Regions from separate parts of the Homo sapiens genome. Here region 1 is linked to region 2. Evidence: chromatin loops called from intact Hi-C (ENCODE). Cell type or tissue: sigmoid colon. All regions are shown on one strand. Each heading gives the region's core, and the rest is flanking DNA. Links, peaks and the distances in the headings are about the cores only. Region 1 overlaps KCNN3 (potassium calcium-activated channel subfamily N member 3). Region 2 overlaps KCNN3 (potassium calcium-activated channel subfamily N member 3).

Evidence for each region. Peaks named below come from ENCODE experiments on the same cell type or tissue, not always from the same donor. Only the 100,000 strongest peaks of a DNase experiment are listed, where the experiment ranks them.
Region 1: a loop joins it to region 2, with 3 times the contacts of the local background. A loop is called at or near these places in 2 of 110 quality-filtered maps.

The regions. Positions count from the first base shown.
Region 1 is chr1:154,833,041-154,841,366 of GRCh38, forward strand. All of the region lies in intron 1 of KCNN3 (potassium calcium-activated channel subfamily N member 3), which reads right to left. Among named protein-coding and RNA genes, the nearest start is that of KCNN3, 33 kb to the right of the region's middle. RefSeq lists enhancers at 7,337-7,838, 7,493-7,787. In sigmoid colon, for the core only: no CTCF peak of the experiment used is centred there; DNase peaks (open chromatin) are centred at 4,471, 4,991 and 7,743; H3K27ac peaks cover 474 bases.
Region 2 is chr1:154,742,203-154,750,528 of GRCh38, forward strand. All of the region lies in intron 3 of KCNN3 (potassium calcium-activated channel subfamily N member 3), which reads right to left. Among named protein-coding and RNA genes, the nearest start is that of KCNN3, 120 kb to the right of the region's middle. RefSeq lists enhancers at 6,091-6,300, 7,196-7,699 and a silencer at 6,949-6,998. In sigmoid colon, for the core only: no CTCF peak of the experiment used is centred there; DNase peaks (open chromatin) are centred at 3,379 and 6,089; H3K27ac peaks cover 558 bases; H3K27me3 peaks cover 1,848 bases.

The DNA of each region.
Region 1 (8,326 bases), core at 24-8,023, 91 kb after region 2:
GGGTCTCTCAGCCTTATCACCCCTCCAATTGGCCTTCCCCCTTTCCTCCCTCCAGCCCTTGCCTCTGTCTGCACCAGAAGCTGCTGCAACACTAGGGCCCCAGCTGAACCTTCCAACTTCGTCAGAGAATTCCAAAATGGAGAAAACCACTACTACCCACCTGATGCTCAGAGGCAAACCCATTTCCATCCCCACACTGGGCAAAATCATCCCCCAACCCCGGCAATGTTTGGGCCAAATGAAAATTTTTAAGACACCCAGAAATCACATATGGTGAGAAAAACAACCGCCTGCAGGCTCCACAGACATCTCTGGAGGCTGTTCTGGAGTTTCCCAGATAAAGAACAGCCTCGTCCGTGTTTCCCAGCCATGCTTCCAGGCTTCCCGGAGTTGCCAGCATTCTGAGGGCAGCATCACCTTCCTTCCATTTCCACACCCACGGCCTTGCCAACAAACGTGAGACAGTGAGTCCTCCACCCAACACTCGACTTAGCTGGAAGAGGCCTTCTAAGCCATCAAGTCTGACTCCCCGATTCTATAGGCAAGCAAATTAAGGCCCAGAGAGGGACTCTGGCCTACCCAAGGCCACACACCAGTAACAGAAAGGGCTGATAATGCCCTAAGCCTTCCAAGGGTGGGGCTGGTGTTCTGCCACATCCTCACTCTGCCCATCCACCAGCTTGAACACTGTCTGAAAGGGACAGGCCCCTGTCTTAGTCCTCTCTCCACCCCTCTGCAGCTACTCAATTCAGGTTTGGGGAGTGAACATTTCCTCCATGCCTCATTCAAGGACAAATCAGGAGAAACAATAATTACCTACTCCAGGTTCTCTATCTTCTTTTGGCTTAACAATACAAAAGCTTAAACATAAATAAAGGGAAATGGTCTGGAAAAATAAAAACCAGTTGGCATGGAACTATTGGCATCTCAGTGCGGCATAAGAAGTAGAAATGCTGTTTTTCAGAAACAGCACAGCCGTGAGTTTCCTAACATTTGGCACAGGTTTTTCAATTGTTTGGATGTGATGGACGATGTTGATAGAAGTGGTGGAGACCAAACACAGGCTATTAATAGACCAAACATGGCACTTGTATAATTCTTTCTCTCTCTCACTAGCTCTCTGGCACCAGACTGCTGCCAACCTGCCTACCTTTTACTTTGAGGTGCCATGAATTCCAGCAATGGGGCACGACACGAGCCCCACTGCCTGCCCATGTCCAAGCATGTTCATCTGAGAGCCTGGAGGAAGGCTGGAAGCCACACACCAACGTGGGCCACCAGCCTGTACAGGGCTTCAAGGAAACTGCAAGATGCAAAGACTCCTTGGGTGCTGGTCCTGCCTATCACGGGGCATGCAGTAGAGTCTCCCAAGTAGACTATCCATGGTCTAGGGGGGGTCAGGGAACCTCCCAATTCCTCCATGTGGTTATTTCCTCCATTTCTTTCTCCAAGAACATGAGGCAGCCCCATCTCAAGGCGGGAGCTCATTCCACACTAATTGATTCAAGTTAGAGCCATTTCAAGGCAGAAGGATCTCCATGGTTCCCCTACAGGTGTTGCCTCTAGGAACTCTCCACAGATTCAAACTCTACAAGGACTTACTGAGTACCTGTTATATGACAGGCTCTGAGTCTACCCATCCATCTTCATATAAACTCTCACTTAATCCTCACAGGAAGGAACTGTCCCCACTTGACAAATGAGAAACTGAGGCACGGAATGATTATACAATTTGCCAAGATCACACAGCTGAACTGTGGGAGCCAGACTTGAAACACACAGCTTCTGATTCCAAGCCCAGGATTGGTAAGGACCGCAGCACAGTCCCGGCTGAGACCTACACCCTGAGCTCTTCACGGAGGAGGTCGCTTGTTCCTGCTCCACTGAAGCCAGATTTGCTACTTCTTTCCCCCTGAGCTGCACTTGTTTCCACATCCCCAGAACTCCCGGTCCTGACCAGCTGTCCTCTACCTGCATGGGGTCAGCCACCGAGGAAGCCAGGCCAAAGACTAGAGCTGGACCGTTTGACACCATCACCATCTTTAACATCTATTCAATGAGACTAAAAAATCCTTTCTTCCTTCCAGGGTTGTTGTGAGGAAGAGCAGATAATGAACGTGAAAATACTCTCCCAGTCGAGGGTTCCCACGGGCTTAAAACAGCCTATGCAGAGGGTGGCGATACATTCGGGTTTACCCAGGAGAGTCCAGTGTATGCCTGTTATCTGGCATAATTATTACTATGAATGGTAATCATTAATATAATAATCTCAAAAGTGTCCCAGTTTAGACAATGAATCATATGATCACCCTATATATGTAGTATTTGCTGCCAAAGGGTCTGAGAGAATTGGGGCCCCCTTCCCGCCCTCTGCCCCCACACCTGCCAGCTTCCACACCCACTATGTGCACTCCATTAGCAGACACTTTGCCAGGCTCATGGGCAGACATCATTCTGCTGGATCAAAGCAATTGTTAGTAGACAGTATTTTTAGCAAGGTGGTGTCACAGTGCCTGGATTAATTGCAATTAATTATATGTCACTCCTTTAAGGTTTATTTCATCAATTATGGACAATCACGGCCATGTGCCTTGCTTGCTTTAACCCTTGGTGACTTGAATTTCTTGGCACAGAGGAGGCTGTAACCATGGAAAAGGCTGAATATCAGAATATATTTGCTACTGAGTCACTGTGTCCTGGATGTCAGTTTAGGGCTTTCCTGTTTACAAAGCATTTTCTTGCACAGTTTCCTATTTGATGCTGGGAGGTAGAGAGGACCACTCCTAACCCACAGATGGAAAAACTAAGGCTGGGAGGATTTAAGCAATTACCCAAAGCCATACAGTTAGGAAACCCCACTCTTCTAACACAGGGTTGCCAAAACATTTCCAAGTCTTCTGTATAGACTGATGAGTGTGACCCTCTGGCATCAGTGGTCAGATAGCCCCATGGCCAGGCATGGGGACAGGATCTGAGGGCGTCTGGAGGCAGACTTGCCAGGGAGGAGCCAAAGGCACCTGACGCATGTCTGCCAGGCAGAGCAGCCCTTACCTTGAGCATTTCAAGTGGCCCTAATGTCAAGAAACTCCAAGAAGAATGTGTCCGTGCCAGAAAAATATGCAAACAAGGACACCCAGCACCTTCCTTCTTTGAGTGTTGAGCAGCCGGAAGAGCAGCCAGAAGGTACCTCGTACAAGTGAGGAGATGGTAGGACTCCCACAGTACCCCTGGGTCCCTCTTGCTGTTGTAATAGGAGGAGCCAGAGGAACACCCCACCTGATACTCGACTGGCCTTAATTTGGGCTCCTGCCCCCCGTCTATTTTGCCCTGCACCGGTTACAGAATATTAGTTCTAAACAGATCTCTGAGCTCCCCTAGTCCAAAGCCTCGTTTTACAGATGGAGAGACTGAGACCCCAAGCAGGGAATGCCCCATCTCCGACCCCACTTGCCAGGGCAGAGCTGAGCAGGGACGTGGGCCTCCCCTCCTGTGGGTTCTTGCTGACTGTGGCTGGGAGTCTCAGCTGGGAACTGGGGTGCTGTCTGGAGCGTTTCTCTCACGGGAAAGTTTGCTGCGTCTTTTCTTCCATCCCTCTTTCTTACCTCCACCCTTGTCTCACTCTCCTCACCCACATTTCATCCCTCTCGCACTATTCCTGTTTTCCGGGACCAGGCTTTAAGATTGTCAGCTAAAGGGGCTAGGTCTGAAGGAAACTCGGCTGGAGCCCGAGAGCCGCCGCCCCTGGGCTCCCTCTGAGTGGCCCCTCCAGGCTCAGGGCTGCTTCATGGCACAGTCGGGGTCCTTTCTGTCTCTCTGCTCCATCACCTCACAGAGGACTTGGCACACAGTAGGCACTCAATAAATACTTGATGAATGAATGAAGGGATGCTACCCTATGGCCTGTTCCCAAGAAGAGGAGAATCGTGCAAAATCACTTCCCTGCAGGCCCCATCATCTAGGTGGGGAACAACACTTCCAATTGTGGGGAGAACTCCATCAACTTTTGTTTCCTCGTTCCACTGACTAAACAGATACTTATTTGCTTAGAACCCATTGTTTAAGCCTTTTTTTTTTTTTGAGACAGAGTCTTGCTCTGTTGCTGGGCTGGAGTGCAGTGGCACAATCTCAGCTCACTGCAATCTCTGCCTCCCAGATTCAAGCAATTCCCCTGCCTCAGCCTCCTGAATAGCTGGGATTACAGGCGCACGCCACCACCATGCCCGGCTAGTTTTTTGTTTGTTTGTTTGTTTTTCATTTTTTGTGTTTTTCTTTTTTTTGCATTTTAGTAGAAACAGAGTTTGACCATGTTGGCCAGGATGGTCTCGATCTCCTGAGCTCGTAATCCACCCGCCTCGGCCTCCCAATGTGCTGGGATTACAGGCATGAGCCACCGCGCCCAGCCTATCTACATGTAACAGCTGTGATCAAAGACCTAGGAAAACAGCCAACCCAGCCAACTCCTCCTCCTGGTTCCTCACCCTGGAGGAGCTCTGGGCCCGAGAGCACAGAAGCTAGGAAGGCAGCAGAACGAGTGATGCTTATGGGGGAAAACCTGGCTTTCCACCCACAGCTGTTTCAAGGCGTCCTGCAGAAGTGGGTCTGGGGGTCCCTGGGCAGGAAGAGCCAGTCTGGGGCTCCCAGGCATCCACTGCCGGTGATGACACACTGAGCTATCAAAGCTTGGGTCAGAGCAAAGGAAAAAGCTCACACCAGCCAAATGCACAGACATCTCACAGATGTCACGGGCTACCAGGTGGCAACCCCGAAGCAGCTGCCTCTTGTCACGTGGGGGCCAGGTGGGTGGGGATTTTGGCCCAAGGGGGTGAACTGTCTCACTGAAGAGACACAGCTGGGCCCAGCCAGGGCTGTGTGCCGTGGGGAGCCAGGTGTGCTGAGGTCAGCGGGGAGGAAGGCGCTCTCGCAGGGCTGGAAGAGGAGAAGCCAGGCAGGCCTGAATTACGAGGGCAGGAGTGCACATGCTTCCTGGAGGACTCACCCCTCTCCCTCCAGCTGCCACCAGCTGCTGACCACGGTGGGACAGCCAGCTGACAGGGGTCAGGCGGCCAGAGGTGGATGGACAAGTACAGAACAGAGAGTGTGGGGGCCAAACAGGAAGGCGGCCACGGGTGTGGAGAACGTCAGGGCTAAGACAGACCTTAGAGTCTTTGCATCTTACAGGTCAGGACCCTGAGGCCTCGACTTGGCCAAAGTCACCCAGCTGCTAGATCCAGATCTAGAATTTAGAGCTAGAGCCTAGCTCCTTCCCCTACTCCCGGGCTCCTTCTGCTATACCATGTAGATTCCATAGCAAGTAATTTAAGACACAAATCGTGCCATCCCACTCCTTAAATCCCTTCTGCGGCTCCCCACAGCCTCTGGGATGAAGGCAGACCCCCTAAGCAAGGCATGATCTGACCCCTGCCTGCCTCTACAGCCCCATATCTCATACTCACACCATAAATTCTAGCCATACCGAGTTGCTCACACTCCTTCAAAATGCACTAAGCTTTCGTTTCCCTCAACCTTTCCATGTGCTTGCTGGGCCGGGAACAACCTCCCTGCCTTAGCCTTTCCCGTTCCCAGTCAACCTTCAGGACCGGCTCCGTTCTCGCCACTCCCACCACCCTACCCTCCAGAGCTGCCTCCGCCTCTGCGCTTCCTCCACCCTGTCCCTTCAGGCCTCTTCGGGAGACAATTCTAAGTGCGTTGAGCATCTGCTTACCAGGCTGTGAGCTCTTTGAGTGTGGGAACCAAGTCTTTGTCATCTTTCTGTTTCTCCCCCACCCCCAGCACCTTGCACAGTGCCTGGAATGTGAGAAAAACTCCATTAATGTTTGTGGAATTAATTATCAAATTAAGGAGTGAATGAAGCCTGGGCAGCTTTGACAGTACCTTGTTTCTCCCGAAGCTACTTTACCTACAGAAGGGCCAGTGCCACTCAGGACATCTCTAACCGCTGATCTGCCTTCTGCTCTCCCTCCCTCCCCATGTTGGAGGGCAGTCGGGTCACTCCATGGGAAAAACAGCAACTGAGATACAGGGGACCCAAGTAACACCCCCAGTTGTGGTGCTGACACAGGTCGCTGTGTAGCGATGGCAAAGCAGCTGAGATGGTGACTGAGTTCACTTATCCATGAAATGAGTGCATAACCACGTGCCCACCACCATCGAGTGACCTGCGATCTGCAGACCTCAGGAAGCAGGGCGCAGTTGTGCTCCCTCCACCCCCATCACTGCTCCAAGGCTCTGCGTACCTACACCAGAAGGGGAACAGATCCCATAGCCCAAAGGAGCACTGAGCCTCCAGGAGACCCTTTGGAGGCTCTGGTAATGTGATTTTAGAGACCATCTGTCTTCCAAATTCTGTTTTCCCTGTACAAAATACAAACAAGATACGACACCTGATTTACATCCCCTAAGCACCACCAGCTGATAGGGAGGAAAGGTCCCCATGCAGTGAGACAGCAGCAGGGACGAACGTGACCTGGGTTTGGAAAAGACACTACAGGCAATCCACAAAGTGGATAATCCACACCTGGCTGACGAAGGTTTGGCCCAGGCACAGAGAGTGCTCCACAGTGAGTGAGGGTTGCTGGACTCAGACCCCCGCTCAGCTCTCACTCGACAAGGCTGAGGACCTCGCCTGGGGCAGACTCGGCCACAGAGCATCTGAGCCTTTCTAAAGCAGTCCTCAGCCACCCCCAAGAGCCCTTCTGGGGGCCCTGGCCACTGGCCACTGGTGGAAGTGTTTTGAATGATGGAGCGCAGAGACAAACACAGACGGGACAAGGTGCCAGGAGCCACATACCAGAGCTGCTTCTCAGAGCTGCAAATGGCTCTCAGATGACACCCCAGCTGCTAGCTCCTTGCCAGGGGCAGGGTGGGCAGAGAGGCCTGCAGAGCAGGGGCTAGGTCACAGAGCTGGGGGGAGGGGCACAGGGAGTCAGGGATTTCTAAGACTCAGACTGGGAACCTAGCAGGAAAGGCACTGGAAATTGTACTTACTCCATTTGGTTTGTCTATTTGTCTCTTGCAATTTATCTAGTATTTCCTAAAAGGTCACTGGGTGGTGATTTCAATAATGTAAAATTTGTAGAGATGCTCTAAAAGAAATGTACAAATTTCACAGGTTTACACTGGCTTAAAAGCAATATATTTTATTAAAAGTGTCTATTCTAAGTGCACTTTGGATAGGATTTGGAGACTGATTGGTTAGAGATTCAAAAGGCCTTGTGCTATTAAAAGATCCACTGTGTTTTTGGGGTGGTAAAAAGAAATAGAAATCAAAGCATTTGCAAAGGTATGGTTGGTGGATGGAGAAAAAGCGGCGTGTGAGATCACAAAATCCTTTGTCACCTCACAGTCCCCGAAGCAGGGAGCTGGGAAAGAAAGATGCTTATTACAAGCAGAGGGCCAGGTTTCCTGCGAAGGCTTCCGTGTCCCAAAATCTCACAAGCCGCTTCTCACTTTCCTCTCACCGCTCCTCATTAACTGAAGCCAATCCTTGTCATTCAAAGGAAAATAAACAGGGAGCAACTGCCTGCAGAGACAAAGAGTCCTCATATCGGGACAAAACGGCTTCTCCAAGCAGACACCTTTTCCCTCAGCCCCAGTCAGAATTCTCTATTTCTTTCCAAACAGCAGAGCCATTTCCTTCCTGTCAGCCCAGTGATGCACAACTTCCTGTCAGGACAGCTGAGGAATCTGGAGAAATGTGTCTTCCCTCACAGCCTCTGCTCAGGTTTGCAGGGCCTCAGACAGTACCAGGGAGCAGAGTGGAGAGCTCCAAAGAAGCAGCCCCTCCCACGCCTCTGCCCCCACCAACGCCCTCCCCGGATCCCCCAGGTCAGGCCACCGAATCCAGACTGAGTGTGTGCACCGCACCCTGCCATCTTAGGCTTCTGTCTCCCAGAAGCCTTTGTGGGAACCAGCATTTCCATTCCCAAAGCCACCAGGTGGAGACCAGGGGCAGGCCTGCCCCTGCGGGGTCAGGCCCCGACCTAATCAGGACCCTGGGGCCTGTCAGAAAGACTGAGGCCTGCCCTAGGGCTGCAGAGATGGTGAGGGCGCAAGGGAGGGTCTTTTCCGGGTAAAGATGGGCCGCTGACAGCCCCCTTAGGTCAGCACTCTGGCAAACCCACTGTGGTATAAAAATAAAAACCTCAGTCCCACAGACTCCACATTAAATGGAGTGAGAGGCAGGGAGATGAACACTGAAATAATCACCTCCATTTAGTAAGCGCTCTCCACGTGTCTGCATTCTTCCTTTAATCCCCAACAAACCCTGGGACAGTGGTTCCCAAACTTTGCGGCACATTAGTATCAC
Region 2 (8,326 bases), core at 295-8,294:
GGCCCTTCAGGACCCACTTCAAATCCCATCCTGACCCACCCAGCCAACCCCAGCTCTTTGCCTGTGTCTCCCACACGTGGCATCAGCACCATCCACCTACTGCCCACACACTGGCTTGCAGAAAGGCCGCAAAGCTGGCTGGGGTATAGCTGAACCTACAGGTTCCAGGGCCAGAACACCTATGTTTGAATCCGGGCTTTGCACCTTAATGTCTGCATGAACTTATCCTCAGTCTTCCCACCTGTAAAAGAGGATAATACTTGTACCACCTCACAGAGAGTTACTGTGAGGGTTAAAGGAGCTGATATGTCTAAAATGATTAGAGCAGTGCCGGGCACATAGGTGCACTAAAAAAAAGTGCTATTTTCATCTCGTGTGTCTATGGTTAGCCTTGGCATAGCAGAAAGAACACAAGATCTGGAGCCCAGAGACTGCCTTTCATGCCAAATGGCTCTGTGACCTTGAGCAGATCACTCCACGGACTCAGGGCCTGCTGCTTCTTCGGGGAAGCAGGGTGTAATGATGCCGTCCTGCCTGCCTCGCGAGGCCGCGGTGAGGAGTGAATGTGCACGGGCTCCATCAGCCTTCAGCAAGTGATACAGATAGAGGTATGTCACAGCCTCTGCAGGAGCCTCTCACCTGGGGCTTCGTCCTAGTGACAAGGGCAGCTGCACGGATGTGGAGAAAGAACAGGCAGCAGATGCTGCTGTGTAGGAAAACAGAAACTCCTCCCAGCTTCTCCTTTTAATCTTCGCTGTTCTTCTGGGTGGCTGCAGCCCCTTCTCTTCATTTGGTGACTTGCAGCTTAAACCCCTTATCTCCATCAAATTCTGTCACCTCTGCTTTCAAAATATCTCCAGAATCGGAGCGCCTGTCATCCCTGGTCTGTGGCCACCCTGGACCAGCCCCACCCTCTCACCTTGTCCAGCCCCACCCTCTCACCTGGACCAGCCCCATCCTCTCACCTGGACCAGCCCCACTCTCTTACCTGCTCCAGTCCCATCCTCTTACCTGCTCCAGCCCCACCCTCTCACCTGGATCAGCACCGCCCTCTCACCTGGACCACTGCAGTAGTTGCCTCACTGGCCTCCCTGCTTCTGCCTGGGCGACGCTTGCCTCAGGCTAGTCCTGTTACAGTAGTCAGAGAGGCCCTCTAAAAAAAGTAAGACAAAAGTTCCTGTATCCCTCAGAAAAAAAGCCGAAGTCCCCTGGGGCCCCCAACCTGGGGGCCTCTCTGAGCCCATCTCACCTTCGCCCATTGGCCCTGCCACCTGGGGTTTCTGCAGCTCCTTCACCCAGCCAGCTTTACTCCTGCCTCAGAGCCCCTCACCTGCTGTTCTTTTCAGAGATGGCCCTGACTTACAATGGTGCCACTTTACAATGGTGCAAAAGCAATACACAGTCGGTGGAAAGCGTACTTCAAATTCTGAATGTTGATCTTTTCCTAGGGATCTGTGATGCAATTCTCTCTCCTGATGCTGGGCAGCTCGCAGTTAACCAGGTGATCATGAGTACTCTACAAGGTCCTCTACAGGGCACTGTGCTGCCGGGTGATTTTGCTCAGCGGCAGGCTGACATAAGTGTTCCCAGCACGTTTAAGGTAGGCTGGGCTAAGCTATGATGCTCAGTAGGTTAGGTACGTTCAGTGCATTTTCAACTTATGATATTTTCCACTTACTGTGGGTTTATTGTGAAGTAATCCCATCATAAGTCACGGGACATCTCTACTTAGAAGGCTCTTATCCCAGATAATTTCAGGCCTTTGCACAAATGTCAGCTTCTCAGTAAGGTGTTACCCGCCCACCCTGTCTCCAAGTGCACTACTGCCCCACACCCAGCAGGCCAGCTTCTCCCGAGTCATTCTTCTCCACAGCGCTTATCACCACCTGACATAATAGATATGTGGCCTATTTTTGTATTTATTGACTGACAACCCCTATTACAATATAAGGTTCATGGAGGAAAGGACTTTTTCTGTTTTCTTTACTGCTGTATCCCTAGTACTCAATAAATACTTGTCCAATGAATGAATGAATGAATGAATGGCTCCACTTCGTCTTTCTCACAAGCCAGTGGGACAAGACCAGCAGGATAAGAGCTGTTACCTGATTTTACAGTGAATCAGTGCAAAGCTCCAGTGCGTAACTGACCTAACTAACTTCTCACAGCAACTAAGCGAAAAGACTGGGACTGAAACCTGTATTTTTTCGGCTGCTAAAGATGGCAATTGTAGTGAGCTGGGCACAGGGTGGGGCGTGGAGGCAGCACCCGTGTGCCTGGGCAGGAACCATTCTAGCTTGGCAAAATACCCGCTCAGCCACTGCCAGTAGGTGATGGCCGGGAGGCTCTGTATGTGACTGGCATTCGAAGCTATTAGAAGCCTGAATTAGAAGCTATTATGAAAGGAAAGAGACTTTCATGGAGTCCTGGGTTTTATTCCCATTCCCAGCTCTGCCTTTGTCCAGGTCCCCAATATAATCAACTTCTAATTATCAAGTACCTTCAGCATGCTAGGGCATGTGATTCCAGCTTTATGGAGAAAATGGGGTGAAATCATCATTTCTTAAGGGTATTATGAGTTCCTTTAGTTTAGGAGCATTTCAGAAATGCTTGAGGCGTGTGAAAGAATCCCATTGAAATTCAAAGGCAGCTGAGGAATAAATGGCCTAGGGTGACTTCAGGGCTATTACTGCTTGTGCCAGTGGGTGAATTCACATTAAGGCAAAAAAAAAAAAAAAATAGTTCGTTCTTTTCTCAAAAACAATTTCCCTTATAAACATCTTAAAATGTAAAATAAATGGCTTTGAAGACTCAGGGCTGATCACAAGCCTATCAAACCACGTGCCCAGGACACCACATGCATGTATAAAGCCACCCCTCCATCCACTTCACCTCTGTGTCCTATTTTTCAAGAGTTGGCTTTGAATTTAGGAAAATAACGACGTTTTCCTCTACCAGGTAATTCAAGGTAACAGCCCTGGATCTTTCCAAGGCAACTCTAAATCTAGTCTTTTATTTCCAGCCCTAAGAACTAACAGCATGGTGCAAGGCCTCCAGTTATTTTTAAAAGGAGAGAAAACCAGCACCACCAGAGCACAATGGCTCCAACAAACAAATGCGACTTGCCGCCAAACAACCACAGCTTGTTCTTGCTCTGTGAAAACGAGAGTTTGGTTGGTGTGGCTTTTTCTCACCGAGGTGGTGGCATCTCTGTCTCCATTAGTGGTTTCCTGTAGAAGCTTCTGAGAAACTCTGGAAGAGGTGGGACAGCTGGCTGGTGTCACACAGCTGGATGCAACCTCTGCAGGCCTCAGCGGGGAAGCTTCAACACCAGCACTGGCCAAGCTTTTCTTGGAGTGTGTTTCTCTTCTCTTGGGTCTCTTGGTCTTGCTCAACTTCTCCACCTTGCAAATGGATGCACCATTTGAGGGAAGCCAGCTGCCATTCCTTCCACAGTCCATTTTCTTCTTAGAGGGAAGCACTGTCAACCTCTTTGAAATTAAAAACCAGATGGCTCATCTGGCAAATCCTTCTGAGTCAGTTTCTCAATTTGCAATGTTTTCTTTCTTCTTATTAAAAAAATATTTCCATGTTTCCTGATTTGGAAATGTTTAATAAAATGCATGAAAATGGAGAAAAATAATATGCTTGGAAGAAGCACTGTTCCCATGGGAAGCATGTCTTCCACGGTATCTGGAGATGGCGTGGCAGAGATGGCATGGGCAGAGAGTCCAACAGACGGGGGTTTGGATCCCAGCCCTGCCACCTGTTAGCTGTGTGGCCTAGGGAAGGCGCTTACCTCTCTGTGTCTTGGGCTTCACTTCTGTAAAATGAAGCAGTAAAACCTTGCACGGGACTAGTGAAAAATATAAAACTCTGCATAGTGCCTGACACAAATTTTGGAACTTAGTAAATGAGTTCATTTGGTCAGCAATAGGAATGAGCCCCCTCCTGTGTGCCTGGCTTGGTGCCTACTTGGGAACTTAGAGTTCTAGGAAGAAGGCAGACACCAAGCAACACCAAGGCAAAAAAGGGCCGCGTTACAATGGAGACAAGTGATGCCAAGTTGGGGCACGGGGCCACTGCGCAGGGGACACACGGCTATCTCAGAGGAGCAGGTATGGGTTGGGATGACAGTGCTGCGGGTGGAGTGGCAGGCTCAGGAGAAGGCTGAGGTGAGTTGGAGGGAGAAGCAGGGCGGGGAAAGAACTCTGAGCATCTTCTCAAAGTTGCCAGTGCTGGGGTTTAATAAGCAGAACCCCGTGAACTCACAGGCACAGCTGGCCTGCACTGTTACTCTTGCCCCAAACCCCTCCATCTTCTTCCTCCTTCTCCTCTATTTTTCCTGCCTTTGCCCCTCTCTGTTCTTTCTTCTTCTCTTTCATGCTTCTTTTTCTTTTTTTCTCCTTTGAAGCACTGTCTCCACCTCCCTCTCATCTCTCCTCTCTTGTTTTCCCTTTCACTTGTTCAGTCTCTCTCCCACCCTCCCCTGTGAGGACCCACAGAGGAAGCTCTGCCCTAGAGGGAAAGGGTTTCTGCCTCCAAGGAGCTGGCTATCCCTTGGGGACATCAGTCTTTGTTTGCTTCAGGTTGATTTTGCTTAATCAGCAAACTTGCATTTTGCACCCACTGGGTGGCCAGATACAGATGGCATCAAATGTCACCAGGCAGAATCCTGTGCTGTAAAGTGGGGAGGGTAACATCTGGAGTAGGTGCATGGGTCCCCCCAACGTGGGACATCTCTGGAGGGGTGGCAGGTAAACTAAGCTCAACCGATCCCCAACTCTGCTCATTACCTGCCCTCTCCCTGCTGCCCAGGTCCCCTGCAACCCCGGCCCTCTTCCTCCTGCACCTCCTATTCGTGGGCAGTCCCACCAGCTATCCAGCCAGCCACACTAGGACACCAGACACTGTTCCTGAGCTTCCTCCCCATCACTCCACATCCAGTGAGTCAGTCCGGTGGAGGTTGGCTCCTCTAGCTCTCTCAAAACTGCCCTTGCTCTTCATCCCAGCCACCACTGTACCCAGGGGTGGTGGGGGCAGCATTCTGTTACTACAGCAGCCTCCCCAGCTGGTGTCCCGTCTTCCCCTCAAATCCCCCTTCCACACTGCAGCCAGGGAAATCTTTCTGAAACTCCAGACCCTCCCCTGCTCCCAATCTACCAGTGGCTCCCCCTCTCCTAGGTGTGGGAAGAGGAGAGGGGACGTTCTCAGCCTCTGCACAGCGACACACTGGGGCAGACAAACAGTCTCTCTGGGGCTAATAGTAGTTGAAGGATTGACATTTGTGAACGATTTATTTTTTTTGTTATGGCAGTTTCAAGGCTATCCTGTGATAATATCACTCTCGCTATCTGGTACTCTGATTTGCTTTCTTCAGTGGAAAGGAAGGGCCGGGACTCCAGCTAGCCTGATGGAAATGATTTATAACCTGGGGCACACCCACAGCAGAAGTCGGCTGTCTGAATATCATCTCTCCTGCATCGCTGGAATCAAAGAAACAAGTACATAAATAAGGTTGGAAACTGTTGGCTGATAGAAGAGTCATTCCAAAATCCTTAGGCTGGTGAAAAAGGCCCGTGCCTGCTCCTGTAGCGTTGAGTGCACTGCCGCATCTTATGACACCCCAGCAAGCAACTGCTTATTCTCTCCTCCAATCCATGCTCCCCCACCTCCGAGCTTCCCTCATGCTGGCCCCTCTGCCCGGAGGCCCCTTAGGCCTAGGAAATCACCTCCTCCGGAAAGCCGTCCCGGATCAAGTGCCCTCTGTGGAGCCCCTTCTTCCCCATTCTCCCTCACTTCTCACCACCGGCTCTTGGCCATCTCCACCCCCAGCACCAGCCTCCATTGGTTGGTTGGTTTGTCGGTCGGCAGGTGCTGAGAAAGCTGGTCAGAGCTACTGAAGGAAGCTGTGAATGAACAAGGACTTAGGGGAAAGTGACGTTTAAACCTGGTCTCATCTCACTCCCTGCTGTGGGCCTCTGCTTTCTGTTTAAAGCCATTCTGGGTCTCTGCTTGCTCTCACAGCTGCTGTCTGTCTGTGGTTTTCATTGAGCTCCACCCGCCCGGGGCCCTCAGTCTGCCGCCCGCGCCTGCAAGCTTTCTCTCTCCTGGTTGAGCCTTTCCCGACATCTGCCATCAGTCACAGAGCGTGACTTGGAAGCAAAGGGGCTTCACAGTTCATCGTTTTTTATATACAGAGAGAAGAACAACAGTAGTTGGGATTCTTGCAAAATACTTCCTCAAAGATCTTAGAGATGATCTACTTCTCATTTCATTTTATTTCTGGGGCTATCTCTGTGTGGTAGGTAAGACTGGATGCTAATCTTATTTGAAGAGATAACAATAATCACTATCATTTCTCAAGTGCCAATCACGTGCCATGTGGGCCAAAGCTTTATGCGCATTACTGAATTTAATCCTCAAAAAACAAGACTCATAACTGTCACTTCCTATTTTACTGAATTGGAAAATTAGACCAGGTGCAGTGGCTCATGCCTGTAATCCAAGCACTTTGGGAGGCTGAGACAGAAGGATCCCTTGAGCCCAGGATTTCAAGACCAGACTGGGCAACATAGTGAGATGCTGTCTCTACAAAAAATGAATAAAATTAGCAGGGCATGGTGGTACGTGTCTATAGTCCCAGCTATTCTGGAGGCTGAGGTGGGAGGATCACTTGATTAATTACTAGATTAGGAAACTTGCACAAAATAAAACATCAATTGAGTGGCAGGGCCCGAGTGTGTGCTTGGACTTGCCTGCATCCACAGCCCTGTCTTTGACCATATTGCACCTTGGAGGAGCCCTGTCTTTGACCATATTACACCTTGGAGGAGGTGGAGACCTAAAAAGGGAGGTGAGATGAGTGGAGAGACTGGTGGGGATTCTCTCTCTCTCAGGTATCTCATCCTGGATCTGTGTTATAATGAGCCATGCTTCCCAGGAGAGTAAGACAGAGCCAGGGCTGCCCTGTTCAGCAGCATAGGTTGCGCACTGTGCAACTCCAAGGAGTGCCAGTCACGAAGACTTCAATGTGAATGGCACCCCCTGGAGGGAAGTGCTGCATAGGCAGTGCTCCTGGCAAGAGCCCTAAAGAAAAGACGGGTGTCTTGCTCTTCTCAGTTATGCTTTCCAAAGATAATTAAAGGCAGGCAGCTCCCCAGGCAAGCAAATGTTGTGGAAGGCACACAAAGCTGCAGCCTCACCTAGGCAGGGTTAGTGTGGGAAGGACGTGGGAATCACCCTGTGACCAAGAACAAAGAGGAACAGCACAGAACAAGTACCCTGGGAAGGAATTTTCTTGTTTTTGTTTCCCAGAGCAGTGGGGTTCCCAGGGCAGGACGTGGGAGCTCTGGTTGGGCGTCTTTCCCTGCCACAGAGAAGACAGGGTGCCAAGGAGGAGCCTGGGACGTCAGGGCGAGTGGGAAGAATTCTGACTCAGCAGAGGTTGCAAAGTAGCCCCCAGGGAATCAGAGAGAGAGGAAGATAGAGAAAGAGAGGGACAGGGATGGAGACAGAGACAATGGCTGGAAGGGGAGGAGTCTGAGGGCAAGGGCACCTGGGTGAGGGTCTGGCCTGAGCATGAGGGGCCTGAGGACAGGGATATGCACAATAATGCCCTGACCCGGGGTCCCCACGGCCGTGGGGCTTGGGGAGACTACGGGATGCTCCCGGACCACAAGCAGCCTGCCCAGGGAGTGCAGCTGTCCCTGACCTCTCGCCTCTTTCCATAGGCCTGGGCTACGCAGAAAGGCACATTTCCCTGCTTTCTGGGAGTGGGCTCTGGCCAAGTGAAGCGTCACGAAGTCTGGGATGGGAGTAGTTTCTCAGGGGCTGGTCCGGCCCCAACTGCCCACAGCCAAGTCACCTGAGCCTTGGTTTACATGATTAACTGAAAATTCTGGTACACGTCAGGAATAAAGCTAATTCCGAAGGTCAACACTATATGGAGAAAGGAATGGAGACAGCCAGTCGCACACACTTTTCCCTCAGAAGGGCCTTTCTTGCTGGAGAAGCTTCTAAAGCCTCGAAGCTGGTGCACCCCAAGCTCTGGAGAGCAGCGGCTGGAAGGGAAGGCTCCAGGCCTGGTGCTCAGGCCAAGGGCCTCCTGCACCCCTCCTCACCCATTTCCTCGGCCCCAGGAGCAGAATGAAAGAGATATGAAGAGACAGATTGCCTTCAGCAATCCTTTTCTCTGCCTCTTGAACTGAGAGATTCTTACTTAAGGAAAGGAAGGAGCAGGATAAAGAGATGACCCATCTGGAGATGCCTTCTCACCTGTGGGGTCTGAAGGGAATAGAGCAAAACCCCCTTCGCATCAACTCTC